2 separate regions of the Homo sapiens genome follow, and region 2 is linked to region 1. A link is a loop called in an ENCODE intact Hi-C map of the cell type or tissue named here. Cell type or tissue: Caco-2. All regions are shown on one strand. Each heading gives the region's core, and the rest is flanking DNA. Links, peaks and the distances in the headings are about the cores only.

Region 1 (16,089 bases), core at 4,116-12,115:
GTGCTGTGTTGAGAATCAAATACTAAAATGGGAGAGAAATCCCTTAGCACAGTTAAATCACCCAATGTCATATCAATTGGTGTTGGCTCACAGAAGCACAACATCATATGTAGAAGACTTTGCCAGGGTCTTGAGCAGATCCCCTTGTGTCATTATTAATGGTTCCATGTGCTCATTCCCAGGTTCTTTGTGCTTTGACTTTTGCATCTTGTTCTTTTTAGAGTCTTGCTCCCACAAATGCCTAGAAGTTTATGTCTCCTCACTGCAGGCCTTATCTGATAACTGATGGGTAAAGGAGTATGAAAGCTCAGCTCCTGTTCCCCAAGAAGGACAAACTCTGAGGTGTGATTTATGTCCCAGAACTCCCCAAGGATTTGGCTGAGGCTGGGATGTCACCTGACATAATATCCTTGCTTGGTGTGTCTTTTCCCCTGCCTGTTTCTCCCACTTTCTTGTCAGTTTTTCTTTGGAGAACTTTCTTCTTTTTTAAATTTTTATTTGTCAATTTATTCATTTATTTATTTTTTAATATAATTTCATCTTTTGTTTTAGACTTAGGGCGCACATGTGCAGGTTCGTTACGTGGGTATATTGCATGACCCTGAGGTTTGGGGTATAAATGATTCCGACACCCAGGTAGTGAGCATAGTACTCAACAGGTACTTTTTCAGCCCTTACCTTCCTTCCTCCCTCTGCTCTTCAATCTATTGTCCTTAGTGTTGTTGTTCCCATCTTTACGTCCATGTGTACCCAATGCTTGGGGGACTTCCTCAATAGATCACTTATACCTTTTCCTCAAATCTTCTCTGGAGAACTCAACCTGAGACATTAGTCTTCAAAGCTTGTTCAAAGATACGATTTCCACAGAACAAGACTTTCATTGACTCATTTCTCCCACATAAGTATACCCATATACTCTCAATGAGTATGGTGAAAGGTATAAGATACATCCTTCGAAATTTAAGCCACTGAGCCCCAAGCCAGATACCACATACTCTCATTGAGCGTACAGAGATACACTTACATGAGAGTGCTGTCCTAAGCACTGAGATGCAAAGGAATGGTGTAAGTTCCTCCCTTTGTGGACATAAAAACACATGATTAAAAAGTGACAGAGCCAGGATTTGAATTGAGTATCTTGTCTCTAAATCAATTGTTCTTTTCTCTGCTTTCTGTCTGTGGATGCAAAATGCTTTTATATGCCTTCCTGAAGAGTTTTGAAGGTATACGTCATTTGTTGATTACAAGAATGTTCCACTTATATCACAGTAAAATAATATCAGTTTTTATATCCCATAAGCAAAGCTACATAAAAAAATCTTGTACACATTTAGTTTGTTTTTCAGCCCATTTGGTTTCCTGGGAAAAACATGGTACATGGTGAGTTTGATCAGTCAATATTGCCTGTGATTTCTGAGTTGATTTTGCAGTTAGACAAAGGTTTAAGAAGAGCCAAGTTTAGTCTCATAGCAGCCAGAGGTCCCATTCATCTGATAACTGAGGTCTTAGATAAAGGCAAAAAGCCATCTATGGGCTTTTTGATAAACCCTTCACATCAAGGCTGATATCTCAGGAAGGGCCAGGCCAAAGGTGTAAGACACATCCTTCAAAATTTAAGCCACTGATGCCCAAGCCAGAAATTACATCTGCTGATATTTTGAAGTCCAAGGGAAGGGTGGAGCTGCAGATGGAGAATTAAGAAATTTATTACTTCTTCAAGAGGGCAGGCAGATAGATTGGCAACTTGTGGGGGACTCTGAGTGCCTTGTTCACAACAGACTCCAGGTTTTTAGTTTCTTGATGCCATAGTCAGACAGTGGTTTAATGTCTGGGAAGTATAGGAAGAACGTGGAGGAAGCATTAAGACCTCCACATTGATCTTAAAACACTCATGCTCAGTGTAATTTATATTTGTACTGACCAGTTTAGCACTCCTCTGGGATGGATCACTTAATTAGAAAGAATTAAAAAAGCTGTTGTTTGATGTATGTGTCTTAATTATTTCCAAGTGGCAGAATTGATTCCCCCGTTATGAATTTGCCTCCATTTGTGAGACTAATGAAACCCCATTAAAGGGAATGGAAGGTCAGAGGTCACCCTTTCTTTACATTTAATGTCCTCAAGCTGGTAGATTATTTATGAGGCTTATTATGCTTTGGATAATGTTCCCAGTTTTTCAGAAGAGCTACATTGCTGTGTAACCACGAGATACCACACATCTCTTCATTGCACTTGCACTCCAGATGTCAACTAGAAAGTAGACTGGGAATATGATTAATCGCCATGGGTATTGGCAGTAATCAATATGGCTTCCATAATCTCAGATACAGGGACTTGGCCACTATGGGCTATACAGCTTGTTCTAACCCAAAGTTGTAGATAGTGCTTTGTATTCTAAAGAGAAAGACAATGCATTTTTACCAAGAGAATTCATAGACTGCATTCTAAGATGTTTTTTCTTTTGGATTTCAATAGAAATTTCAAACAAAAAAATATATATCCCCCTGGAAAATGAGAACATACAGCATAACTGTGAGAAGGATGATAAGTTTGTGTTCCTAAAATAGACTTCTTGGGTTCAAATACCAACTTCTTTACCTATAATTCGTGTGGGGTAGTCACTTAACATCTCCATGTCTCAGTTTCCTCCTCTGTAAACTGGGCATAAGAAACAATGTTGAGAAATAAATGAGCAATTTTAGCAGAAGTGCTTTGAATAATTTCTGGTACACATTAAGCACTTAATAAGTGTTATTATTATGAAGATTTATAATTTCTCATGGGATTAGTTTCTTTATTTCCACCCCACTTCTGCCCCACAGCTTAACTTTTGGACTGGTCCAGTGGGTTGACTCTTTGGTGGATTTTCTGTTTATTTGACTCTGGTTTGTCCCAGCTTTCCTTCAAGTCCATACTCTGCTGGCTTCTCTCTCTGTGCCCATTGCCTCTTCTGGGGGTGATTTCTCAGAAGCCAGTTCTCATCAGGACAGGAAATGGAAAGTCACTGTGCATGTTTTTGTGTAAGGGGCCATGGTAGGGTAGTGGTCAGATCACAGGTTTTGGAGCCAGATGAATCAGGTACAGGTTTTAAAATGTATAATGGGGGCTTCCTAGGTATATAACATCCATCAAATTATTTCCCCACTCTAAGCCTCACATATAAAATGGGTATAATTCATAAAGTGGTTGTGAGATTTAAATGTAACAAAGTGCTTGGCATAATTCATGGCTAAGGGATGTCTTTAATACATGTTAGCTCTTCTATTTATGTGTACATACACACAAAACACATGGTCACCAGCTAATACCAAGGTCCCCACAATATGAAGAGATTGTTACCTTTCAAGAACTTACTGATAGATCATTTAAAATTTAAAAATCTGCCATCTAGTTTCTAATCAACACTGTTTCGAGTTGTCTTTATCAGCTTTTAAATGAGGAATCTCACTGAATTATGCAAATGCAAAGCGAAAAATTTTACCACGGCCAAAGTGCTAGGGGTTCAGACAGCTCTATTCTTCTTTTCCATCTTCTCTGTTTTTAGAAAACCCATGGGTGTACTCTCATTTGTTTAGGTGGTCAGTGAGATGGTATTCCTCATGGCCAATGAAAGGCCTGACACACTCCTCTGACAGATGGCAAGCGCTGGGCCCTCATGAATTTGTTACTGCCATAATTGAAATCACATTTGAGCCTTGTCCTTCACCACTGGAGAGAAATGGGGGGTTTTACTTGCAAAATGTGGAGCTGGGAAATCCTTCAGAAGGTGAAGGATGTGTTGAGGACAAGACTAGAACCCCCGTCATGTGGTTGATGCCCCAGTTCAGGGATGACCCTTGATCAGGCTTGGTTGGATTCCTCACAGCTGCAAGAGATAGGGTTGAAGAGAAACAGGGAAGCCCAGTTACCCCGGCTTTGATTCTTTAAAAAATCTAAACCTGTGTGGAGGGCTACCATTGCCCTGTATTCTATACCACAGGACTCAAGACACGTTTTCCCCATCTCTTGAGTTCCTGGTGGCCCAGGCTTTGAGGGGCACAACAGCACATACTTTGTTAATCACTGGGTAGTTCCCATGGTGGATTGTGATGGAGTCACTTTGGATGGTCACTGGCTTTTTACCTAAAATATCCTGAGATGGGCAGAATGATTTGTGGTGACCATGGTTCAACCCCACATGACAAATTTCCACCCAGATGGCATTATTTTAAAATAATAATAGCTTCAATTTATCGTGTGCTTAATCTGTAGCAAGGCCAGCATTTTAAATTTAAGATCATACTTTATCTTCACAGAAACCCGGAGAGGCAGCTGCTACCATCATTTTCATTTTACAGGTGAGAAACTAAAGCCCAGAGAGAGGATGTTTCACATAATCTGCATAGCTAGAAAAGAGGAGAGTCATCCCTAGAGTGACTTATACCTAGAATGACCATATAGTTCATTGTCTGAGCTGTGACATTTTTCAGAGTGAAAAGGGGCATTATTAATTATGACACCAGGGCCATCCACACAAACTGGGACACAAGCTCTTATCAACCACCAAACTTTGTTAACCCTCTAACAGAGCTTTTTCTTTTTCTTCCTTCCTTTCTTCTTCTTCTTTTTTAAACAAATCAATCCAGGGAAGTGATTAAAAGTGAGTCTTCCAGGCATCTTTTGCTGGGTTGGAAGATGAACACTTCTGGGGCAGAGAAGCCTTTGAACATTCCTTAAAGGCATACATATTTGCTGATCCCCTGCCCCATCTTGTCTCAGTCTCCAACCCAGGGTTCAATTAAATGCCCCTTCCCTTCCCTTCCCTTCCCTTCTCTTCCCTTCCCTTCCCTTCCCTCCCCTCCCCTCCTGTCCCCTCCCCTCCCCTCCTCCCTCCCTCTCTCTCTTTCTCTTTCTCAATCTTTCTCTTTCCTTCCTTCCTTCCTTCCTTCCTTCCTTCCTTTCTTTCTTTCTTTCTTTCTTTCTTTCTTTCTTTCTTTCTTTCTTTCTTTCTTTTTGTTTCTTTTTCTTTCTTTCTCTTACTCTCTCTCTTTCTTTCTCTCTTTTTTCCTTTCTTCTCTTCTTCTCCTCCTTCTCTTCATTATCCTCCTTCCTCTACTTTTAATGTGCCCTGTATTCACCAGTGTTACACTTTTATTTTGATTCTCAAGGAACCTTCTCAAAATCAACATTGTGCGTCAACATGCTAGGGAAGATGAGAGGCTTCACTTTGTACTGAATACCAGTTAGATATTTTTGTCACCAATAATGTTGGGATAAAATAAGTCAGATAAATCTCTAAAGTCTTCACAGGCAGGACTACTGTGAATTTAATTCTCAGGGAAGGAGACATGGGGAGAATCATCTGAATTTAGAATTACTTAGTAGAAAGTTTTGGGATATGAAGGCAAAGAAAATTGGAACATAAAATATTCTGATCATCTTCTTCACAAGACGTGTTCCAGAACACAGGAAGATAGGATCAATCCAGTTGTGCCAAATATTGATAAGCTGTGGCTCTTAGTTAAATATTCATGACAAGGATGTTGGCTTTTATCCAGGGGCACAATAGTTTGCTTTGTTTGGGGTAGGTGATGCCATTCACACTTTCTCAGAATAAACACAGATGACTCCAAATTGGATCATCTGGGACTTGGATATTAGTAGTCTTTGCAAACTTTGGTTGGGCAGTGCTCTTCAGGGAAAATTTAGTTGGCCTTTTTTGAAGGGCTTGTTTCTGCAAGGGGTACCATCAGAGGGACCTTTGGAGTGTGGGGACAACTGTCTCATAGCTTGCCAGAACATAGATGTTCTGGCCTCTGAGCAAAACAAATGAGGGGTTCCTGGATGACTCCATCTTGGTGGAATGGTCTATTTTGAAGAATGTTTTAATTAGTAGGTTGTAACTAGGACTGGCCTTAGGGAAGCCCAAATCTTTTGCTGCCTTCATTTGTAAAGGCCAGAGCTCACAACCTGATTGCCAAAGTAAGAAAGAAGCTCATGATTATGTGTCATCAAGCAAGTAACTGTGGAAAATTGGAGCTTCATCTCTCTGGGTGACTCTGTGAGGCAGGGTAGAACATGTATCTTAGAGTTATTCTGCCCATGAGGCAAGAGCTGGGGCATTAACCCCTGACATTCATTGGGGAGGAGGTGCTCCTTTTGGTATTGGACATCAATTTTTTTGTGTGTTTCCAGCTTACAATGTAAATGGGCAGAGTGGGTTCCAGCAGCCAGAGACAGAGAGTCTCCAGGCAAAGAATCTCAGGAGCTGGCTGGCTCTATTACCAATCACGCAAATGGTAAGTGTAGATGGGATCTGAATAGAGCATGGATAACATCTGTGACACAGTCCTTTGCAATGGGGGCAATGGCAGGTGAAGAAGACAGGAGGAAAAGGGTGGGATAAATGAGGGAGAGTTTTTAAGAAGAACCCCAGTCTAGCCTATACCCAAGGCCTCACAAAGTCTCTGAAAGTTATTCCCTTGGAGTTGTGTCCCACAGTCTCTAACCGAGAGCTGTTCAATATAAATGAGGATCAGTAATGTAAAGTAACTGAGAGCCCCAAAGTTGAGCTTCTTGGTAGTCAGTGAAATCTCTGAATGCAATTGTTGGTGTGTGGATTCCTATGTTTATTTTTATAGTCCTTTTTATTCATTGAAATACAAAGACAAGAAGAGTTAAGAACCACAGTTTTAGAACTTACAGATAAAATTGAAGTGCATTTGTTTTGTTTTAGCTTTTTGGATATTTGAAACCACTCACTTCAGTCATTTCTTTTGTCATTTTAATGAATTATTTGTGTTCTCCGTTTTCTTTCAATTTCTATATAGCGATTTCAACTGAATAAATTTTAAGTATTCTGGATCTGACATACAGAAATAATGCACAGATTTTCAAAATGTTGAGTTTTGTTTGTTTCTCTTTATATCAGTGGGATTTTCTCTTCTACATATCTGGAAATAAATAGGCTTCTGTTATCATTTTATACATTTATAATATCTATAACCATATAGTTCTTAAATGGCATATAATTATCTGGGTATAAATGATCAGACTAATGCATGTCGCCTTTTTGGGTTAATAGTTAGGGGTATGTGTGTATGAATCCCACTCCCCCAACTTTGTTTTTCTACTGAGTTTTAATGATAAATCAATGAGGCTGGGTGCAGTGGCTCACGCCTGTAATCCCCGCACTTTGGGAGGCTGAGCGGACAGATCACGAGGTCAAGAGAGCGAGACCATCTGGTCAACATGGTGAAACCCCGTCTCTACTAAAAATACAAAAATTAGCTGGGTGTGGTGGTGAGAGCCTGTAGCCTGAGCTACTTGGTAGGCTGAGGCAGGAGAATCGCTTGAACCCGGGAGGCGGAGGTTGCAGTGAGCCAAGATCGTGCTATTGCACTCCAGCCTGGGCGACAGAGCAAGACTCCATCTCAAAAAAAAAAAAAAAAGATAAATCAATTATATCAATATAATTTTTATTTCCATATATTTACATAATCTCTTGTCTCTCACACACACACACTTTGAACATGAATTTTTCACAGAAATTAAGAACATACAATCAGCTTTTTGCTCATCATATTTCACATTTGGCATTTTAGAGAGGAAAGTGTGTCTTCAGATCTCTGGATCTGAGTTGCTAATAGGAGGGTTGTGATGGGGAGGGTAAAGGGGACTTTGGTAGCATCTCACATAGTAACAATGGCAGCTAGTCTTAAAATAGCTGAAGAAGTTAGAAGGTAGAAGATTCTACATCTGAAAGTTCCAGAGAATATTAGGGCTTTGCCCCAAACCCAAACCTCTTTTAAGACAGATGTGAGATTTTTGTTCCATTGGACAGAGAGTAGCCAAGTTGGCATTGGTTTCATTGATAAGGTAGGTCAAGTCTATCTTATCAAAAAGAGACAAATTCTTATCCACAGAAGAGTTAAATACTAAAATTTTACTCACAAGTTCATGCTGCATCATTTCATTTCTTTGTAAAATATTCATTGAGCACCTAATATGCTCCAAGTACCTATCGTTCTAGGTGCCAGCTCTCAATAGCTATTCCTACCCTCTTAATTTACCTGAAAGTAAAGGCCATGAAGCTCTGCTTCCTGCACTTCTCTGTTTTTTGCCTACAGGTGGGCGGGCATGTATACACTTGTTAATCATTTACCTGGGCCTTGAACTCTTGGGAGAAGCATTCTAAGCATGGAAAGAATTCTACTAAGAATTGCCTATCGATCAACTACCCTTTAGAATTTTTGAAAGGCCAGCTTTATTTGCACATGTAATCCTCTAAGGAACACAGATATTCTAATCTAAAGCATGAAAAACAGTAATTCATTGTTGTACTCAAGCAAGGTATAAACCACGGGAAATGATGCTTTAACAGAATAATGGTGTCAAATAATTAGGGCTTCTAGGGATTTGGAGCCAAGTCCTGCCTCAATCATTTCCTGGCTATGGAGCAAGTTCTATAATCAGAGTTGGGCCACTGGGGCCTCTGCACTGTACCCTGTGCTCTAACAGGCCATGTCTGTTAGATTTGCATTTCTCCCCATTCATCCTGCTCCTCATGGAGGCAAGAAGTTCACAAGGCTAGGGAACATACCCACCTAAAACCCACACTGTCCTTTCAGAATATGCTTGGAGTAACCTTGACCAGGATCCACTGCTAAAACTGCCCTTAGTCCTTCTTAGGGCCTGCAGGGGACTCTTCTCTCAGTTTGTCCTCCAGAGGGTGAATTGCACTACTGGCATACACACTTTTAAGCCTGAGGAGTGGCGAAGGGGCAGCTGTTTACTGGGTGGTAATGCGTAGAGGAATCTTGGGTAGGTAGCCTGCACTAGATAATAGATACAAGGCAATTAGACAGTCCATGTTCAGCAAACATTTGCTATAAGTTTGATCACTGGTAAAAAATAAGCCAACATCCATAATGTCTAAATTGTTTCTTTCTACATCTGATAAAAAGAGAGGAAAAGGTTAGCATGAGATTGAGCCATGGTGACTGGGTGCATTTATTGTATTCTAAGAGACAGACCTCCTGCATGGACATTTAGCTGTAGTTACATAGAATGGGGCATGGTTAATCAGGTTTTTCAATTAATTTTATTTAAAAATTTTCCATCCCCAGTGTGTAGAAGAGGGGCATACCTTTAGATAAAGACAGAACGTAAATTGTGTGAAGGAGAAGAAAAAAATATCAAATGCACTCTGAAAGCATACAGGGAAAGATGATAAGAAAATATTTGATATATTATGCCCTTCAGAGATACCTTATCAAAGTCTGGGTCAGCTTCATTGGTTTCACAAAATAGTCTTGTTATGGGGACATTTTCCAGGGACAGCCAGTCCTGTGACAGTTGTTTTTGGGGTTTCAAGTTCAAGAGAGATTACTGTCTCCAAAGCATCATTTTAAAAGACTTTTTTAAATGGCAGGGGGTAGGTAATTTAATCTATACATTGTTGTAAAAACGGGCACATGGGCTTTGGGTTGCTATAGCAATCAGGCAGCTCAAGCAACAGGAACCAGGTGAAGCTTTGCTGCATACATGATGTGAGTGACAGAGGCTGAGGTGGAGAAGGAAGAGGAAATCTCATCGAGTGTATAGTCAATAGCAAATGCTTTCAAAGTGAAAATGCTCAGTGGCAAGTGACTTCAAAAGCTGCAAGGTGGTGTCCAGACCAAAAAAAGCATCCCCTTTAGGGCCCTGGCTGCTGAAAATTTTTAGGATCAGTAATGAAGTGTTGTCTTATGTTAGGTTCCCCAGATGCAGAGTTTGAGACAAGAATTTAGTGCACATGATTTATTGAAGTCCTCTGAGGAGAGAGACAGTGATGGAAGTAGGATGGGTCCGGAAAGATGTTGAGCAAGTGTATAGGCTTAGCTGGAGTTGAGTTTCAGCCTCATCTCATGGGGAGCTCTACAGTTTGATCTTACCTTAAGGTCAGAAAACTGTTTCTATTTATTTATTAAATTCACTATCAGTTGATTATTGGATATCTCTCCATAGCCCCCATCAGGAGCAGGAAAGTGTAACCTTTCAGGCAAAGTGGCTCTGGTTTGGCCAAGGGAAATTATCCAAATAAGGGGCAACTGTAAAACACTCACAGCAGCTGGGGAATGGGCAGAGTAGCCTGTTAAAGAAAACTGGGGTGGGGAACCCAGAACGTCCATTACAAGCATTGTGATATGTGATTATATGTGTGTGCATGTATGTGTATATGCATAGATTTAACTTCTAGCCTTAGGATTATGCTTACATAATCATGTTTCTGGGAATCACAAATATGGGTTTCAAATATGATTACATCTATTTACATGTAGATATATTTAGTCCACTTATGAGTATTAAAAAGACTTATGGCATAGCTGAAGTCTTTCCAGAGTGCTGAATTCCTACTCTGTACAAAGCTGTATACTCTGGGACAACATTCAGTCCCAATTGTGTAAACCCTAGTACTAATCCATGGGATTTGGCTTTACCTTCATGCTAGGGAGTGAGTTGAGAACAAGGACTGTCTTTAGGGTAGAGAAGTGGGAGGTTTGCATTAAACCTTTGAAGATACGCTGCAGAAGAGTCTTCCACTGACTTCATTAGAATTATAAGGAAAGAGAGAGAAAATTCTTCCTCTGGCTTTTCTTTTGGTGAAATGGGCTGAGGATGCAGGCAGCTTGAATCCATTTCCCCTCCCCTTGCTATGGGGTCCAGGAGTTAACTCCCAAGGGTATGTGATGTTGAGACAAAGTCAACATGAAAGCTATTCCATATTTCTGGTTTGCCATGATTTCAATTTCCATTGCTCAAGTAATACGGTTGTTCCCTGATTTCAGCAAACTATCTATATCCTTGCAGCTTGTCAGCTACTGCTGCATTTCATATCAGACCAAAGCAAATTAGCCACAGCACTTCCAATTAACATGACCAGCATTGTGCTGCATATAAACAAAACTGGTAAAACATACACCTTGCATCTTAGAGTGGAATTGAGGATAGCTTCCCTCCCCACCTATGTCTTGTGCACACCCAACACAAGGAGTGAATTGCAGAGATTTTTAAAGGGTATAATGCCAGTTGTATCCAGCAGCTTGCATTCTACTTAAGATCCAATAGTAAATATAGGAAAAGAAAATAGGCACCCAGTTTTCTATTCCTTAGAACTACCTTAGAATTTTCAGAGGACTTTTTTATTGGTCACCTGGGCAAAAAATAAGATAAAATAAACATGTGAGCAATATTGTAGAAAACTATTATAAGCTGTTTCAGTGGTATTAAAAAGTTCTCTATCACACGGATGCCTAAAAAACAGGTCAACAGGAGATGTAGAGGCCACAGAACTAGAAAAAGCAGTATAACTTTTACAATGCAGTTACATTAACATCCTAACTGAATTCCTTCATTGTGGGGTTCATAATTGACTGAAGTTTTTAAAACCTTTTTACTACTTAAAAAAGTAGCTTAAGCTTTTGATTTTTCTGTGTTCTATTATTTATATTCTTGTTCAGAGTATGGATTTGGAGGGGTGTTTTTGACAATTGGTTCAATTTCTAAGGATCAAAGACCTAAGTAAGGTATGACTCTCTGTCCCTGCCTCCATCCCAGAATGGCCGCTTTACCATCATGCAATTAGAAGTTGTAACTGCTTTGCTAACAGCACTGTAGAACCATGCCACTCAAGTATCCTAGAACAAAGAAGTAGGGAAGACGTCTGGGCAGGGTTAATAGTCTTTCAGAACTGTCTCTGACTTGAATAAGCTGAGTGACTTTCTCTGGCTAAAGAACAATAGAAAGTATGATGCAAGCAGAGACTTGCAATGTGTTTGAGCATTGGGGCTGGGTCTTTCTTACTGCTCTTTGCACCTTGAGACCACCAAGTGAAGGAGCCTGAGTTTGTCTACTAGAGGATGAGACACCTGACCCAATCACCAAACATGTGAGTGAAGTTATCTCAAATAAACCAATCACCAGCTGACCACAGGCACAGGCACCTGAGAGCCCAGCATGTCATTCAAGCTTTCCCAGACCTGATCTGCCCAGATGAACCACAGAATAATAAGCAAAATAAATGGTTGTTGTTTTAAGCCAGTAAGATTTGGGTTGGTCTAAAGAAAACTGACGTAGCTTTGAAAACACAGTGGCCCATATAATTTTTAAAGTCATCTTATGTTCACAAACTCTTAATTATCCTTGCGTTACTGTGAAAGGTAGATTAATTTTTATCTTTTAGTGCAACAAGTGGGTGGATCTAGAATTCCTCATTTGCAGGTAGTTTATTCTTAGGACTAAGCAGCCCTAGCACCCCATTAGAGGCAAAAACTCTTAAGAACTACTGGGATACACTCTATTTACCCTTTTGTGCTCAACCAAATTTCTACTCCTCCATTCCCTCTACCCTGAGGGCATCTTAGCAGAGAAAGAAACTTCCTGGCCCGTACTTTTCATACTCTACCTGTAGAATAGGGGCCACATGAAGGGTTTCTGTCAGACTCTCTCTGCTCATCAATGCCTGTCATAGAACTTACACTGAGCTGGGCTCAGCTGGTTAGTGATGTGACTTTACCAATATTGAGGGTCATTGCAAAGCAAGGACCTGACAAGTAGAGCCGGGCTGTAGCCTGAGATTTGGTCCTGGCACAAAGGAAACAAATTACTTAATGAATGACTGCAAGTCCTTGATCCACCGAATGTGGGCCTTTACCTGCCTAACACGAGTGTTGACTTGTTAGCTAACACATTCCACCTGGAAGAGTCAGCAGGGAAACCCCAAGCTGGCCTGGCTCTGGCTACAAGAATTCCTGGCACATCAACTGCCGAATAATGGAGTGAAGCTTGCAAACAGAGGAGATATTTTGATTCTTAAGCCACTAGTTCCGGATGTTCACTTCTGAGATTTCTTTGCAGATGCAAAGGAGTTGCAGGGTATAAAGAATATGAAGAAGAGAATCAAGAAACCTGACTTCTTGCCAGAGCTCTGCCAACCATTAAATGTGTGAATGTGGCCAAGGCACTGTCCTTTTGGGAGCCTCCATTTTGTCACTGGTAAAATGAGGAAGCTGAATATATTTTCTCTTGGGAACCTTTGAGGTCTATGTATATGTCTTATTCAAGTGCATAAATACTCTAAGAGAGAAAGGATCTTTGCATCTTAGAGAAGTATATAAACTCTAATATGCATAAAGAAACAGCTGGGAATCTTACAGTGAACATTCTATTCAGGAAGTCTGGGTGGGGCCTGAGAATCTGAATTCTATTAAGCTCCCTGGTGATGCAGATGCTGCGAGCCTATGGACCTCACTTTGAGTAGCAAGACCCTACGGGATGCTCTTCTTATGTTAACCTCTCTTAGTTCCGTGTAGAGCAGGGATGTTTATTGTCAGGCTAACATGAGCAGAAGACTTGAAAAGCACAAATCATTTGAATTTGTTGTTTTTGAGTGCTCATAGCATGAGGAATCAAGAGATAATTTTTCTTGTGGTTTTGTAAATGTTTAAGGCTAAATTTGTTTCTGGAGTCCCTTCTGGTTTTGGTGAGTGCTTCCTGTGGAGACTTTCCATTTCTGCTGCTGTGATTTGGAGTGAACTTCTAGAGATGAAGGTTTTAAAAATGTCTTTGATGTCTCTTATGTAGAACCACATATTTCACAGATGAAATTTATTGCAGGATGACCAAAATAATGATCAAATGCAGAACAGCTAGAAACTTGTGTAGCAGTTGTGAAACATCCTGGATAATTAGAAAACTTTTAATTAAATCATCAGTGTTTGGTGATAAAAAGGTAAATATTTTTAAAAAGACTCTCATTGTTATGAAAGTGTACCTCAAACTTTAATTATTATGGCCTAGGTTGGGATTTTAGATAGTAAGCCAGTCTGTTTTTTTTTTTTTTTTTTTCTTCTTCTAGTTGGGGAAGGTAGTTGGTGGTGGTAAAATGGTCTGGGAAGCTACTCAAGCACTCTGCTTTAAAATCATCCCTAGACAGTTTTTGATCTCTGGTATAACACCAAGGGTTAGAGGGATAAAGGAAGACAATTCTTTTACATCTGTCTTGAGGAAAAAGCAAATGTGGGAAGATGTAATTTTGCTTTATTTCCCAAGGGAAATGCCAACAATTTTTATTGTTTTCTAAACACCTAGGAGTGGTAATTTCCCCCACCCTCTTTGGCAGAGTCTACACAGGAACTGCAAATTTAACTGTTTTCAGGGGCTAGGCCAGTAAAATAACTGAGTGAAAAGGCTGGAACAAGACTAACAAATGGTGGAGACTATACTCAGATGGAAAATTTGTATTCCACCCTAACAGCATAGACTTTATGCATTTCCCATTTTTTTCTAATGATGTAGAAAATCTCTTATATTTTTAAATGTTTAAACTGAGTTTATGAAGAACAATGCACAGGCCCAACAAAACATACCTGTAGATTAGATTTGTTTCAGAGAAGGATGACCATAATTAGAAGATCCCTGGTCTCAGTTACAGATCTAGTTTTTGGTCTAGAGATTCAATACCTTGTCCCACAATATGAAAATCCTGACATTGTTTACTCAGATAATGATGAAATGTTTTGCAGTTTGAAGAATTGTGATCAATACATTTATGTTCATCACATCCCATAAAGATAAGAGATCTTCCAGAGTCTGAAAGAGATTCTCTGTTTAAAATATATTAATGAAAATTAAATATTGAAAAAAGGTACTCAAAAATTTCAGGAAAAATTATGTGTCCTCAGAAATAATTTTTTAAATCATAAATATATTATATTTTCTGACCTTCTTATCTATGAACACTTAGGTAGTTCCAAAAAGTTCAAAGAAAAAAAGGTAACTGAATATGAGGTATACATAAGTTGAACCAAATTGTTTTTTGTGTAGCATTATACAGGACACTTAAAAATATTTTGTTATTAGCTATTTTCTCCTTAGCATCTTCAAGGTTGTGAGTATAGTTTTGCTATCTAGAGATGAGTTAAGTTTGATCGGCTTCTTTTTGAAATATTGAACTTTTCCTGGCTTCTATGCATGGCGCCTGTGGTCTTTTAGGCTGTTTCTCTTTCCTAAACAAGAACATCCCTAAGAAAGTTCCTAAAATCTGTTCCTTTGCATACACTTCCTTCTTCACAAAACACACTCTTTTTCCCATAGTTTTGACTAGAACCATATGAGGCCAATTATCAGAATGCGTGCTTTATCCTTAATCTTACAGCAATGCCTTGCCCTTTTCCCCATTCCCACAGCCTTACCCCCAGTGGAGAACAGCCATCACCTTGCCTTTGGTTGTTTTCCACTGTGGCATACCTCACAGAATACCACGAACTCTTCATAGTTTCAATTATCAGGCATTACTCTTAGCCATCAGCTAATGTAAATTAACATGTCAAATGCTTTTTTTTTGTTGTTTATCCCTCCTTCTGTTAAAGTCTTTAATTATTTCCCAAGGACAAATACTTAGTATTTATTTTAATGGTTTAAAATACATCTGGATGGCCGGGCGCGGTGGCTCACGCCTGTAATCCCAGCACTTTGGGAGGCCGAGGTGGGCAGATCACGAGGTCGGGTGATCGAGACCATCCTGGCTAACACGGTGAAACCCCGTCTCTACTAAAAATACAAAAAAAAATAGCCATCCAAATGTGGAGAGTCCAGCAAGGTCCTAGCATGGTGGCAGGCGCCTATAGTCCCAGCTAATCGGGAGGCTGAGGTAGGAGAATGGCGTGAACCCTGGAGGCGGAGCTTGCAGTGAGCCTAGATGGCGCCACTGCACTCCAGCCTGGGCGACAGACTGAGACTCCGTCTCAAAAAAAAAAAAAAGAAAAAAAAAATCTGGATGTTTTGGCAGTTCCAAGAGGTGAGCTCCAGACGAATGTGTGTTTATAACTCCAGGTCTGTCTTTTCCACGATTTGAAAAAGAATTAAGAACATTGTGAAGATAAAGGTAATTAAACACTTAATTTTGTATGTTGATGACAGAAAATAAATAGCTCTGCTGGTCACACATTTCCATAGGTTATTAGGTACCTCACATATGCTAATTCCATGTACTTTTCCATGTCCAGGAATCTATTGTCTCCATCACTGCCTTATAATAGTGGAAATATGCCTATAGTTTGTTTAACTTTC
Region 2 (16,089 bases), core at 4,138-12,137, 240 kb before region 1:
TCTCTCTTTCTCTCTTTCTTTCCTTCTTTCTTTTCTTTCTCTCTTTCTCTCTTTCTTTTGTTGGAGTCTCACTCTGTTACCCAGGCTGGAGTGCAGCGGTATGATCTCGGCTCACTGCAACCTCTGTCTCCTGGATTCAAGCAATTCTCCTGCCTCAGCCTCCCAAGTAGCTGGGATTATAGGCATGCACCACCACGCCTGGCTAATTTTTTTTATTTTTAGTAGCGATTGGGTTTCACCATGTTGGCCAGGCTGGTCTCGAACTCCTGACCTCAAGTGATCTGCCCGTCTCACCCCCTCTTTCTTTCTTGCTTCTTCTCGGGCCATGTGATGTGCCTGCTTCCCCTTCGCCCTCTGCCATGATTGTAAGTTTCCTGAGGCCTCCCCAGAAGCTGAGCAGATGCCAACATCATGCTTCCTGTACAGCCTCCAGAACCATGAGCCAATTAAACCTCTTTTCTTATAAATTACCCAGACTCAGGTATTTTTTATAGCAATGTGAGAACAGAATAATACGCCATGATTCTATTGTTTATAAACATCCATTACTTTTCTAAGAAGTTCATGAAGACCAGAGCCAGAACTTTCTAGAGTAGAAAGTAAAGATTTAAGTTAAGAGTCAGGCAACTTCAGACACAATCACAGTTATACAAATTAATGTTGGACAAAGCCACTCACTAGAGAGGTCCAGGGAGGAAGACCATCTCTTGAAGTTCATAGTGGGTTGATTTCTACAAGAAATGGTGCCTTTCAGAGGGATTAGTCATGGGTAGTTCAATGTAAGATGAGAACGATGGGCCTATAGGTATTAAATCAGGTCCCAGACTCAGATGCTCAAAGGTAGGTGCATTAAAGTTCTGCTAGTTGCTATAGCAAACCCAAAATGCATAATGGCTGAAACATAATAGAAGTATTTTCATTTCTTACTTATCTAAAGTTGTTCTAGTCAGCAAGTGGATCTTCCAACCTGGGATCTTTCCATATGATGGTTCTGCCATATTCAACATGTGGTTTGACTGCATCAAATGGAGAGGAAAAGAACATGGAAAATCACATGTGAGAAATTTTATGGCATTCACCATAAACTGGCACATGTCACTGCTATACACATTCTTCTGGCCAGAGCTCAGTCATATGACTATAATCTTAAAAAAAAAATCAAATGCGATAAAATATGCAAAACAAAAAATTTACCATTTTAACCATTTTAAAGAATATAGTTCAATGGTGTTAAACACATTTATAATGTTGTGCATCTGTTACCACCGTCCATCTCCAGAACTCTTTTTATCTTGTATGATTTTGACTACTCTAAGTATCTCCTGTAAGTGGAATCATGCAGTGTTCATCTTTTAGTGACTGGCTTATTTCCCTTAGCATAACGTCCTCAAGCTTCTTCCCGGTAGTAGCATGTTTCAGAATTTCCTGCCTTTTAAAGGCTGAATAATACTGTGTTGTGTGTCTATACCACGTTTTTGCTTATTCATTTATCCATCAGTGAACACTTGGGTTTTTTCCACATTTTAGCTATTGTGAATAATGCTTCTATAACCATGGGTGTACAAATAAGGATATATAGTCTTGTGTGTTCAGAAAGAGAAACCATGTTTTGTGAACTGCTCTCCCGTCTCTGCCATGCAAGGTACATATGTGAGCTCATGGGATGGTCAAGTGTGTGACAGTGGGGATGGATGGGGACAGTGGGGATGGATGGGAACAGTGGAGAAGTGGAGTGCTGCTTCCCCAGCTAAAAAGACAGCCATTTCTCAGCTTCAGTTGATTGGTGCCAGGTAGAAATGCCAACCAGAGGTGGCCAAACCTTCCAATTTTTAAAAAGAGGTTAGACATCTGAACTGACATAGAAAATTTCTTGACTTAAAAACATTGGTGATGAATTTATGAAACAAACGAATAGTGTCAAGAAGAATCAAAATCCCCTTGCAGGCCCAGTGTGGCCTGTGTGTTTTAGGCTGCCAACTTACTGTGTCTATGTTGGACCATGTGCTCAATGGGAAGGACAGATAATTTGATAATGAAAAACAGGCCTGGGAATGCTCCAGGCAGAAGAGTAAGGGGCAGAAATCAGCCTGGCTCTTGGTAGGACTTCATTCCAGCACCAACTAGGAGCTACAAAGAAGCTGGGAAAGACCCTTTGATCAGAGATTTTCCAGAATACCTTCAAAAAGCAGCAGCCTTCCGTGGCCAAGCAGGGGCAGGGGGTGAGGCTGAGAATGATAGGTAAGAAAAGAGTGACATGTGAAATGACTGAGGCCACGGGACATCCGTCCACCTGTGCTCAGCCATGTCATGCCTACCTGTATTGTCCCAGTGGCACTGCGAGAGGAGCCAGGGCGTCGGCTCGGCACAGAAGTGATTTCACCGTTAGTCACAGACGCCGCGGGTGTTTACCGCTCCAAGACAGAGGCTTTGTATGTCTATGTGTGGACACACATTTCCTGTAACACTGTGAGTGGCTGTCAGGTTTGGGGTTTATACAAAGCTGTGGTCATGTTCCAGTCACACCTTGGATGATTTAGAAAGACTGCAAACACTGGAACTGAAAGCCTATTATTTTCTTGGTAAACTGACGTTGACCTCGAAGGCAAGTCATCAATGCCTATTCACGTTGTACCTAAGTACAACAGATTCTGTCTGTCTCATGTTCTCAGTCCATCCTAATGGGTCCGTGACACACTGATGGGATGCCACTCTGTGCTAGGCACTGTGAGGAATGGGAAGATCATAAACCTCACCATCCCTACCCTTGAGGGCTTTATGATCCTGGGGAGGATGGAAGAAATACGTAGTCCTAGGAAAAGAAAAGCTGTATCCAGTACAGGAAGGGCATGTGGAATGAGGAAAGGATGGTGGGAACGGAAGGAGCCTGAGGCCTGGAGGGGGATTCGGAGGCCCCGACGGACCGCACTGTGGAGGAGCTTTCTGTAGAGCGCAGGATCCACTTAAGCTCCGCGTGTGTGTAGGGATTGTGTGTAGGGATACGGCAAATATCCTGCAGTTGATTGCCAGACGTACAGATCGATTGCAACTTCAGTCCCTTTTAGAAAACAAAAAAGAGACAAAGGCATTTAGGCAGGTGTTTGGGATGTTTTGTTGAATTGGGGACCTGTTTTTATCAAGGTAACGTCAGTTTTGTGGAATGTGATGGTCACAGACGTGGTGTGTTCTGGAGGCTGTGTGGATGCGGGAATCACCTGCTCCCAGCAAAGGAGTGACCGCTTGGCTTGGAAACGTACCAGTGTCCTTTCCTCTGAACATTTCTCCTCAAAAACATCAGCAAAGCCCCCAGAAATCTCTGCCAAGAAGGTCTGAGCAAAAATCCTTCTAAGGTTCTCTTCATGATTTATGTTAAAATAAAAAAATATGTTCATCCCTGATTAGAAATATTCCAACCTTTTTTTATGGTTATAGTTCCAAGCATTTGCGACTACGTTCTCCATTTGGCAGGATGATAAGTTGGGAACGGAAAAACATGCCAACTTTGGACAAAATATGATTGTGTATTTTCAGTTGCAATCCAAAGTCACAATTTGGACTATGAAGCTGGTTCTATATCTTTGCCAAGTTGGGCAAGGAATCTTGGCGGAAAGATGCTTTTTAAAGACATGGAGTGTTGGACTAGATGTCAAGACATTTGTATTTGGGCTTCTTTGGTGCCACTGTTTGAGAAAGCAAAGGCACCCTGGCTTTGCTATTTCTTTCCATTTTAATGTAGAATGATGCCTGAGTCCTCTTACAGAATGTTGTATGGCTAAATCAGACCTTCCTTTAGAAATATTTAGAATCCACTCTAAGTTGGCTATCTAAAATAATTATTAATTAATAATACCACTTCTACTATTATTATTGCTGCTGTGTTATTACCGTTTTAGCTGTGATTATTGTACCACCATCTCTGTTTATTATAAAATGAGATGCTCTTCTCACTCGCTGACTGGTATGTTTTCCAGACAGACCAAAACAGTCCCAGAGAAGTTAAAAGTGAAAATAATTTATGTCACACTGCTGAGGAAACTGAATACCCAGTGGTCAAGAAATAACCATGTCAAAACTTCTAGGAAACTATTAACTAATAATGTTGCTTCAGAATCACTGAGTATGGGCACTCCTTGATACTTTTCACCCTAGCATGGGCTTTAGATGTCAATATTCTGATTTATATTCACCTTCTTTAGACCTACCTAAAGCTGTAAATCGATGTTTTGTTTTATATTATATTAACCCTACTTAGACCTTTCTAAAGTTATATACATAAATATATGATTTTGATATTGCAATTATGTTGCAATAGTTGCACTAATGCATGATAGTGCTTTCCTGAATCACAAATTTTGAGACAAATAGATAATTTTAACACCAACTTTTTCTGTACCAGCTACTTTAACACTTTTCTCCTATCAGGCTCTTTTGATAGAAAAATATGAAAAATTTAAGAATGTCTAGCATACACAAACAAGCTGAGCTGTTAAAAGCATGTCAACTGAGAAGTCACACACAGTAAATTGCAGGTGGCAAATGAGTATGAAGTACATGGGCAGAATGAGAAGCAGCAATGCCACCTTGGCTGGGAACTTCAGAGCAGTGCAGTAATGTGATTATAGTAATGATTCAACAAGTCATCGTCTGCTGCCTTTGTCCACTGTAATTAACTTTTTGGAACTGCGCAGCCTCTGTCTCTGGGCTCATCAGCTGGCCTAGCTTTTGTGTCCCCAGTCTGTTATTTCTGCCCAGGCTCAGGAGCCTCTAAGCACATTGCTAAATGAATTCATTGCTGGAACAAAGATTTGGTGGTCGAATAGAGATGGCTATCTTTTGTTGTCAGACATTCAATCCCATATACCAATCCAATTACTTAAGCTGTTTCTATCAGTCTTATTAGGGCTGGCCATTGAGGCTGGCTAGAATGCTGGTCGCTGTGTCTTGGAAGAATGTGGTGGAACAGATTAGCGCTTTAATGAGAGGCTTTCTGAAGGCCAGATCTTTTCCCTTGTATATATATCGAGATCTAGGAATCATTTTTAGGCGAGGGCCCAGAGTCATTGTTACAAAGACTGATCAAAGGATGGCTGGAAATCTGTACGATTGCTTGAAGAAATTTTATGGGTTATAAAATATTGGCATGGGTTCTGTCTGTTATGGGCTATCTGATGAAAATCTCTGGTAGGCTGGGAAAAGGAAATTGCTTATTGGCATTTATTCTGTGGGATGGATATCTTTGGAGTTTGCATTTGAACTCTTTCTTCACTGTGTTACAGGTCAAATTCTGTACTTAGTACTAACATTCCAGGAATGTGGGCTGCATAAAATCAACATAAGCCTTGCTCCATACTTTGCTACCCAGAAAAGCATTATGAGAGAGTGGCTCAGACAAGGGTGAATGGATGATTACTAAGAAAAGATAGCAAGGGTGGAGTGAAATTGCAGTGGTTAATGTGTAGCAGTTGAAACCTAAAGTTAAAATCTGAGTGCAGTTAAGTCAAAGAACTTAGAACACCCTTGCTCTGACTATCAAGAAAAGGTGGTAATTGGTTTTAATGTTCAAAGAAACACTATTCACCTTCTATGTGTTATGCTTATTGCTCTGGAAATGTTTCTGAAATGTCAGATGCAAAGAGGGTTTATTTCATTTTATTTTTATTTATATATTTTTTGAGATAAGGTCTTGTTCCGTGACCCAGACTGGAGTGCAGTGGCATGATCATGGTACACTGCAGCCTCGACTTCCCAGGCTCAAGTGATCCTCCCACCTCAGCCTTCCGGGCAGCTGGGACTATAGGTGCATGCCACCATGCCCAGCTAACTTTTTTGTGTTTTTTGTAGAGACAGGGTTTTACCGTGTTGTCCAGGCTGGTCTCATACTCCAGGGCTCAAGCCATCTTCCCTGCTTGGCCTCCTAAAGTGTGGGAATTACAGGTGTGAGCCACTGTGCCTAGCCCAAAGAGGTTCTATTTTAAAGGAAGGATATCTACTCATACTTGGAAGATTGTAAGCCAATAGAAAAATATTTTTTTCCATAAAATATTGTCTTATAGAAACTTTTAAACAGACACTAAAGTACCCTTTACCAGATTCAATAATTAATTATAGTTAATCTTGCAGCAAAACTCCCTAACCTTCCTAAACAAATCTCTGACTTCATATATTTTATCGATTGCTATTACCTTCTAAAAAATGATAATACTTTAAAAAAGCATAAACTGCAACAAAATTATCATACCTTAAAAATATTAACAATAATTTCCTAACATCCACCAATATTCACGTGCGAAATTTCTCATCAGAAGAAGATGTAGAGGCTGGGCTTGGTGGCTCACACTGGTAATCCCAGCACTTTTGGGAGGCTGAGGTCAGCAGATCACTTGAGGTCAGGCATTTGAGACCAGCCTACCCAACAAGGTAAAACCCCTTTTCTACTAAAAATATAAAGATTAGCTGGGTGTGGTGGTGCATGCCTGTACTCCCAGCTACTTGGGAGGCTGAAGTGGGAGGATCACTTGAACCTGGGAGACAGAGGTTGCAGTGAGCCGAGATTGTGCCCCTGCTCTTTAGCCTGGAAAACAGAGTGAGACTCCATCTCAAAAAAAAAAAAAAAAAAGATAAAGAAAAAGATGTAAACACATTTGGCCTATTTTTTGGTATGCGATATTTTAGATAATTTTAGATCATAAATGCCCTTTTCCCAGGAAGTTGTTTCTTATCTTTGCTATACAAACTTATTCCAGATTCTATAAGGACATCAAAAATTAGAATAAGGGTACATTATATTTGTATGAAAAAAATATATAAAAAATTAAACAATATATCTTTAGTAAAAAGAAAAATCTTTCATGTGCACAGATGTTTTGGTTTTTATGTTAGCCTCTGTGAGACAGCTGGATATGTTGGAAATAAAGAAATAACATAACAGATACCTGTGCTTCATTCGTTTGACCTCAGCATAGTATTCTTTCTCCTTTACCCTTGATGTTCACTCTCTCTCTTTCAATATAATGAAGTCTATCAAAATATAAAATTTTATGGGCTTTGGAAATAGTCTGAGATTCAAATGCAGCAGGATTTGGTCATGGATTCAAAAATAGGGGCTTGAGACCTAGAGATAGCTATTTTAAATATATAAGGCCATTTTCCTAAAGTGTAGGAAGAAAACTGTGAGGAGAGCGTTCAGCTCCCTCATAAGCTAAGCTAGTTTCATACCTTCTGAATTGGTGTAGATCAAATACTGAAGTAAAATGGTAACTGAAATGAAACATAACAGAATGACCTCATTCAAGTCATGAGTATGGGGTGGGGGGTGTGTATGTATTTCTGTATGTATCTGTGTGTATGTATGTGTAAGTCTGTGTGTGTGTGTCTGTGTGTATGTGAGTCATCTGTGTGTATAGGTGTGTGTGGCCACTTGTGTGTATGTGTGTGCACCTGTGTGTATATGTGTGCATGAATGTGTGTATGTATGTATGAGTCTATATGTATTGTGTGCCTGTGTGTGTGAGTTAGTGTGCATCTATGTGTGTAGGTGTGTGTGTGTGTGAGTGTGTTCAAAGAAAAGCAAATAGTCTCCCTTGGATTGCCCCAATACCCTACTCATTTCTTTATAAGATAAAACCACAAAAACTAACAAATGCAGAATTCTGCTTTTCACTGAGAAACGCAAAGCCACTGGTGCCTGCTTTCTTTGTTTAAAAAAAAGAGTTAGAAAGGTCATCCAAGATAGGAATAAATGGAGGCAGAGGCAAATCAATGTTTAACTTGGAAATATTTTTCAGTTAATCATCTCTGACCGCTCACACTAAGAGGGCACTCCTAGAGTGTTGGCAAACGTGAACTGGAAGTCACTAAGCTACTAGTAAAACAGCCAGACGTCAGGATCCGTATAATCAGAAAGCCTGAGGCTCTGTAGGTTTAACCTAAAATGGCGAGAAAACCTTCTTCTGAAAATATGATCTAGAAATATTTTGACTTCTAGACTTTTGCTTCCAAGTATGAGGATTATGAAACCATAGGACTTTCCTTGCTTTAGGATTATAAAAACCTGGGACTCATACCTGGTAGGAAATTTGTTGAAAGGTGTGGGAAATCGTCTTGGAGTCTGTGATATAGCTTTCTCTCCCTGTTTTCTTTTCTGGCATATGTAACTTTATAAAATGCTACAGAATGTGACTTAGTAGCTTTGTGGCTCTTTTGTTGGCTTTTTTGGTCATTTTGTTATAAGGAGCAATCTTTAAGAAAGGTATGGAAAGCATATGGGGCCAGTGGGGTCAATATTTGCTCTAATGGGCAAATAGACTTTGTTAGTCTCATTTCCATTTTTTGTGTGTTTGTAGATGGCCAGCGATGAGGACAGGCTATGATTTTGACAGGCTTTGTTCATTCTTCTGTACGGGTGAAATAATTATCTGTCAAACAAAAGAAGTAACTCTTTTTGCCTTTGAATGTGACATACCCATTACATTCATGTAAAGTCGAGTTTGTAAAGAGATTCTTAGTCAAAATGTCACCCTTGACATAAGGCCATTGTGCTTGTGAACTGCTGAGCATATGGCATGCTTGCTATTCTGCGACCCACTGCTCCAAGAGTTCCCTGTGCCATGGACATTTCTTTACAAGAAGAGAGTAATGCAACTGGTGCCAAAACGATGAATATTCTAAGACCCCAAAGATGCATTTCTTTTATGAGACCTGATCTTTCTAACATTTGGATTCTAGACACATGAAACAGCTTGCAATAATTTAGCAGCAGTGAGATTCAGCAGAGCCATATTTGAATTATTGGAAAAGTCTGAATTTTGGTTTTGCATTTAGGGAGCCTTAAAAGATCTGATTTGTAAATGCTTTTGAAGAATTCACGTGGACTAGAAGGATTTTACAGGAAACATGAAAAAAAATGCCAGATTACATGTCTCCTTTATCATTCAAAAGAATAAAGTCTGTATCTGTTGTGTTCCTTTTGCTTTTTTTAAATTTTTTTTTATTTTTTGAGACAGTGTTTCCCTCTGTCACCCAGGCTGGAGTGCAATGGCACTATCTTGGCTCAATGCAACCTCCGCCTCCCAGGTTCAAGCGATTCTTCTGCCTCAGCTTCCCAAGTAGCTGGGATTACAGACACCCACCACTCCCAGCTAATTATTTTGTATTTTTAGTAGAGACAGAGTTTCACTATGTTCTTTTATGGTGAATGGACAGCAAGACCTTGATGGAACACACACAAAAAATTCTTCATTAAGTTTTGGCTTGGGTCTTTAATCTTGCAATGCTTTTAAATAACATTGCTTTTTGTTATTAACTATTACTTTATTTGGGGCCTGGATATCACTTCTCCTTGGCCATCACCTTGGTCCACCAGTGCTGGGAGAACTATAGGGCCATGATAAAACCCAGTGAAATCAAATGGTAAGAGTCTGCCCATGGGTTTATCTGCCACAATAACAGATGTATTTTCTTCCTATGAAGGAATTGTTTTCTCATTCAAACTTGCCTGAAGAGAGGACAGATGGTAGGTACTCTGCCTTATGTGTCGGTTAGCACTGTTACATAACAAGCTACCCCAAACTCTGTGGCCTAAAACAGTAAGATTTATTGCCCTTGGTTTGGCTGGATACTTCTGACACTGGCCAGCTCACTGTGAGTCTCTAGCCAACTGTGGGACAGATAGGGAGCTCTGTTTTTCTAGGCTGGGCTCTTTCACACGTTCAATGGCTGGCTGACTGTAGGCTGATTTAAGGTCACTTTGAATGGGACAATTGGAATCTCTTCCATGCAGTCTCATCCTCTGGCAGGCTCTTCTGGGCTTGTTCCCATGGTGGTGACAAGGATCTGAGAGACAGAAGCATGCAAGACTTCTCAAGGCCCATACTTGGAGCTGATGTGCTGATACTTTCACTGCAAAGTTATAAGCAAATCACAAGACCAGCCCAGACTCGAAAGGGAGGGAAGTAGAATCTTCCTCTTGACGGGAGGATCCACAGAATCACATTGCAGAAAGTGTGCACACAAAGCAACCATTACTTCGCACTATGAATGCAATCAATATACTTCATCTTAGTTGGTAAGTAATCTTCAATAAATCTAGGGATCTCTGATCCAGGTGAAAGAGCTGTGATCCATGGCCAATTGCTCATACCATATTTCTCAAAATGTGGTATACAGGTATCTTCTGCATCAGATTCGCCTATGGGATTTGAGATGCCCTAGACCTACTGAATTATTATAGAATCTAATTCTGGGTCTCAGAAATCTGCTTGTTAATTAAACTTCTTCCCCAACTCCCACCCCATAACTCTAATATTCAGGTTTGAGAATTTTTGTATTAGACTCACCTACTCAACGCAATCATCAAAACATGTAGATTCAAGTAATAGAACATATTTTTCGTATCTGGAAAACTAACTCTGAAATGAATTACAAAAAATGTAGTTGGACTATTTCAGTGAATTGACTTAAACAAATTCTTACCTTCTCCCAAGTTATGATGAATATGTTATGTCATAGTGGCACCAGATTAACTGATAAACTCATATTGGAAAAACAAGTTTGATTGATTGCTTTTGCTTTAATAAATTTTCACTTGACTAGAAAAGAACACAGATATATAGAAGATATAAGTTTTGTCCAGTGCATCCTAGCAAGGAAGCAGGGGAGGAAAAAAGATGTCTTTACATCTTTAAAATCCTTATCTTAATCTTGAACTCAAAAGCCTTCCATAGGAGTCATCCAGATGCCCTGCAGGTAGGGACCAGCTCTATGTGTGTGTGTGTGTAGCTCTATCTTTTCATTAAAAGCTTCTTTTGAGTCACTAAAAACTTTAGATATTCTGGAAGATTCTTTTGGGGTCAAAAAATATTTTAATGAGAGCTAGAAGAAAAATCTGAAAGGGGCAAATGAGGTTTTAAACAGGCTAGTACTAAACTAGTTTCTTAGATTCTAGTCTTTACTGATACCAACTGAGCCTGCACAGAGGACCAGATTAGTCTTTTGAAAGCAGTATTGGGTGACTCTCATTCCTTGCTTGAAAACTGTTAATGATGCTTGTTGCCTCACTGGGTTTGCAAATTCAAAAGCATCAGGGGCTAGGGAAAGAAGAGTAAGTGAGTGAAACTGAATGGTTATGATTAATAGGGGGTGGTGAGGTTTCTGGTAAACTAAAAAATGCATGTCCTATTGAGAAGCAGTTAAGTTTAGATTTGCAAAAGAAAAACAAGACCTGCTCAATGGAACACATTTGTGGCTAAATTCAGCTCTTAGGCTACTTGTGTGTTACCTGTGGGCTGGCTCAAGTCCAGATTTATTAATCTGGCATTTGTGATTCTGTACAACCTAACATAGTGCTGTGAACAGAACAGGACTCTTTACTCTCATTTTTAATACAGAGAGGTGGAGGAGAAATATCATTAGGCTTTGGGAGTCTTGGGACTGAATTCTGATTCCACCACTCACTGCAGTAGTGTACAGCCTCAGATGACTCATTTTATCTGTCTCCGAGGCTTGTTTGTTTTTCATGTATACAATGTGGGCAGTAATGCCTGCCCTGCTTTGTTCATGTATTTCTTAGAAAAATAAAAGGATGCCGTTTAGAGCTACAGCACCAATACTGCAGCCACTGGCCATATGGGACTACTGAGAACTTGGCATGGGTCTAGTGTGACTGAGGAACTGTATTATTTAATTGTGTTTAATTTTGATTAACTTAAATTTAAGACCTGCTTGATTCAGGTCTTTGAAAACTTTTAAGAATGCCTGATACAACTTGAATTTGCCAATCTTCTTTTTAAACTGTAAATTTTAATCTAAATATAGATCAAATACTTCTGGTGAAAATTTACCATCTGAATTGAGATGTCTGTAAATGTAAAATACACACTGGATTTTGAAGATTTAATATAAAAAAGAATGTAAAACATATCAATAACTTTTTGTGTTGACTATATAACTTTTTATATTGATTATTTTAAATACATTGCATTAAATTAAGTATATTATTAAATTAATTTCACCTATTTCTTTTTACATTTTAAAAAATGTAGCCAATTGATTTGGACTCTCACCTCTGGAGACAGGACTAGAAATATAAAAATTACATAAGTGACTCATAATACGTTTCTACTGAACACTAGTGATCTATATGAAAGCTTTTAATGAACTATGATGTTATTATCAATAAATTCCACAAGTAGGTTGCAATATCTGTGAGCGTAAGGATCATCTACTATTATTTCTACTTTATTTCCCATCATATATTTAGGGCCTGGCCCAGTGCCTGGCACAAAGTAGGGGCTTGGTAAATATTCTGTGAACAAATACTTATTTAAATAAATTTAAATAGTTATTAAATGAATATGTATCCAAGCTGTGCCATTGTTTGCATTGCCTATTAAATGAGGAGGCTATAAAATGATATTTAAGTTGCTTCCAGCTCTGAAATACAATAAAATCTGACATGACAGGATACCATACAACAGGATGCAGTATTCTTTCACTCTATTTGAACATGTGTAGTCTTTTTTACTTGGCTGGGCTGCTGGGATTTTGCTATAGTCTCTTTACACAATACATGCCAATATAAGAAAGAGAAGCAAATCTTTCTTAGATGACAAAATCTAACTCATGCTGCCAGATTCTGATTAGTGATAAGGGAAGCAAGACTGGCCATATCAGCAACTATATGTTGGACCTTATCACTTTGTTTTTATTTTTGTTTTCAATCAAACTCCAGTTTTATTAGAATAATCCTCACTGCAGTAGGCATGCTTGCCTATAGATTGCAGAGGTTTTTTAATGCAGGTGGGGATTCCACACCTTGAAGTGAGAATTTGCCTCTTGGGAAGTAACGAGCTCTCCTGGAGAATGAATTGTCACCTCACATTTTCCATCTGTCCTCAAAGAAGTGTGTTTATTTTTAGCGAACATGATAAACCCCAGAGGGCATAAGTGATAGATTCCCCTAACCAGTAGGTTTCACTTTGTTTCATTTCATGTGAAGCAGAAGAGTATTCTCTTGATAATTAACCTATCAGGTTTCTGAGATGCCTGCAGCTCCTCTTATAAGGAAAAGTGTTTGTGTGTAAATTATCTATATAATATATGCAAAAGTGTTTGTTTCCATAGGAAATGTTGCGATGCAGGTTTTTTTTTGCCATTTATAAAATGTAACATTTTGAAAGACTTTCATTTCATGAAATTAAAGGTGGGAAACTTCACTGTAGAGTACAATTTCTTTGGAAATGAATAGCAACTTGTCATTTTCCTTTGCTTCTTGGTGATGGAAATTGTGAGGATTCCAATCTTTTCCCCTGAGAGATTATCTTCTTTTGGCTGCCATCCTAACTTTTGAGATGTTTACTCTACAAGCAATTTAAACAAAAGGGAGGAAGTGCCCTGGACTAAAGGCTGTATGTGAGCATAATGAAAAATGCTTGATACTGAATCACAGGAGTGGAAGATGGTGTGGTGACTTCTGATTTGGAATTGCACCTCTGGAGACAGGACTCTTTTGAAGAAACTGGGATAAAAGGAAAGCCTGTTGTGACAAAGCTGGCCCATTTGTAGCATAGGCATTTTCCCCTTTTTCCCGGCGTATGAGATGGTCACCCTGTGAAAACGCCTCATGACTGCTAAAGCAATCTAGTTTTCTTCTGCCCTGGAGTGGTGTCAGTGAATTAAGTTTCTGCAATGTAACTTAGAGAATACGAGAACGTCGGAGTGAAAATTGATTTAGGCAAGATTCATCATTGGATGCTAAATCTAGAGGTACAGATTAAATAAAGAGCAGAATACTTAGGCCAGATGCGGTGACTAACGCCTGTAATCCCAGCACTTTCAGAGGCCAAGGCGGGTGGATCACCTGAGGTCATGAGTTTGAGACCAGCCTGGCCAACAGGGTGAAACCCTGTCTCTACTAAAAATACAAAAATTACCTGGGTGTGGCAACAGGCAAGTGTAATTCCAGCTACTCGGGATGCTGAGGCAGGAGACTCACTTGAATCTGGAAGGCTGAGGTTGCAGTGAGCCAAGATTGTGCCACTGCACTCCAGCCTGGGAGGCAGAGTAAGACTCAATCTCAAAAAAAAAAAAAAAAAAAATGCAGATTACTTACATAATTTCAAGGTATCTAAAGGTAAAGAAGGAAAACAGGTCTCTATGCAATGAAGAAGTGGGGCAAGATCTTCATCAAATCATAGAAACTAACATCACAAAAACGGGCAAATTGGGTATCAGAATCCTGAGATGAGACTTCAGGAAGAACACATCATTATGTAGTATTCCAGGCCCAAATTTGATATATGAACCTAATCATAAGGAAATGTTAGAGAAATCCAAGTTGAGAAACATTCTATAAAATAACTGAAAAGCTGAGGAATTGCTCCCAGGTTAAAGGAGACTACAGAGCTGATAACTGAATAAAATATGTGATTATGAACTGAATCCTTTCAGAGAAATAATTGTTATAAAGGGAGTTCTTGGGGACACATGATGAAATTTGTATATGGTCTGTAGGAAGAAAATATTACATCGATGTTAAATTTCGTGAATTTGGTAACAGTACTGTGATATGTAAGAGGCTATCCTTATTCCTATGATATACACATGGAGGTATTTCAGAACAAGGACACGTTACATGTGTCCTAGAGTCACATGGTCCAGAAACAACTGTCTGCGACTGAGTGTATGCCTGGATACACACACACACACACAGAAACAGAGAGGGGTTTGTGAAAGTGTTTCTGTAGATTTAAAATAATTTCAAAATAAAAGTTTTAAAAAATAAAGCTAATACTCCCCCCCCCCAACACACACACCTCCTCACATATGCATGCATCTGGTGGTGAAAGGTTTTATGAGAGGAGAATTTAGAATACAGAAAGTTTGAATATTGGGAGAAAGATTTGAGGAATAACTGCAAAAGCACCTTCTCATAAATATTGTTGGAAGCAGTCCTTTTACAATGACAGACTCCAGAGATTTTATGTCCATCAGGGTAATCCCATTAAAGAAATTTCAGATGGCTGCAAAGCTGTGAGAGTCCAGGTATAGGGTGATGAAGCCCTGGTTAGGAGGTTGATTTATTGGCTGGCTTAACCCATGCGTTACTTGGAACCTGTGGAGCAGTAGTCTGGGTCAAACCTGGGTGCCCTGCACCATCCTCAGAGAGGGAAGCAGTGATGAGATTAAACCCAGGAAGGAATACATTCCCCATCCTTTAAGTGTTGCATTCCGGGGGTTGACAGCTGGCTATATATCTTCTCTTAGTAGCCTGGAATATCTGCAGTGGCTGAACGTCACCATCTCATATGAAGCATGTGAAGGCATGTTAGTTCTTCAGGCAAACTCTCCCAACCAAATAGTGTTGATTGGTGAACCATGAGATTTCAAGTGTGCAAGCTTGCTCTTCTTTCACACTTAGGGCTGAGACAATGCACCTATATCTGCTGTGTACAGTGCTTTCTAGGAAGGGTAGGACTCACTAATCAGCCCATTAGGGTAGAGAGAATGAAGCTGTTGTTTTACCAGTCTAGAGAAAAATCTCAGTGGGATCTCCTTTAACGAACACCAGTAATCTGGTGGCACACCAACACACAGTTAGCTCTTTATACAGACATTTGCAATGCACTAGGAAGCACCCTGTGGAGTTACATAGGAAGGAAAATTCAGCCCTTTATTACTTAATCACATCACTCAATGTTAGAGGTTTTCATTATCTCATAAAATGCTTTCCAGGGGTAGAGAAAGGTGGTTTAGAAGAAATTTTACTGACTTGCCTTGTTTCCAATTTTGTGAGCTTTCAGAAATACTTGTTCCCTCTTATACACACACACACACACACACACACACACACACACACACACAGACACACATTTTAAAAACATGACTTTTTTGCAGGATTGGTTTATTTTCAAGGCCATTTTGCTTTGTTCTATTATCCATATGGTTTAAGAACTATTTTCTGTAAGGGTAAATGGCATAGAGAGCTGTAAATAATCAAAGTGTATTTGATTACAACAGTAATTGTTTCACAGTGTTGTAGATCAAAAACATAACATAGGATGGAGCCAGTTTCAGATCTAGCAAGCTTTCAAAGCT

The links. Hi-C counts contacts between places; a loop is a spot of excess contacts. Peaks named below come from ENCODE experiments on the same cell type or tissue, not always from the same donor. Only the 100,000 strongest peaks of a DNase experiment are listed, where the experiment ranks them.
Region 2: it touches region 1 in a loop (2.9-fold over the local background); 3 of 110 quality-filtered maps call a loop at or near these places.

Annotation. Positions count from the first base shown.
Region 1 is chr20:10,941,919-10,958,007 of GRCh38, forward strand. No RefSeq gene overlaps it. Among named protein-coding and RNA genes, the nearest start is that of LINC02871, 77 kb to the right of the region's middle. In Caco-2, for the core only: no CTCF peak of the experiment used is centred there; a DNase peak (open chromatin) is centred at 8,103.
Region 2 is chr20:10,703,692-10,719,780 of GRCh38, forward strand. No RefSeq gene overlaps it. Among named protein-coding and RNA genes, the nearest start is that of JAG1, 38 kb to the left of the region's middle. RefSeq lists an enhancer at 1,780-2,979. In Caco-2, for the core only: no CTCF peak of the experiment used is centred there; DNase peaks (open chromatin) are centred at 5,329 and 7,840; H3K4me3 peaks cover 819 bases.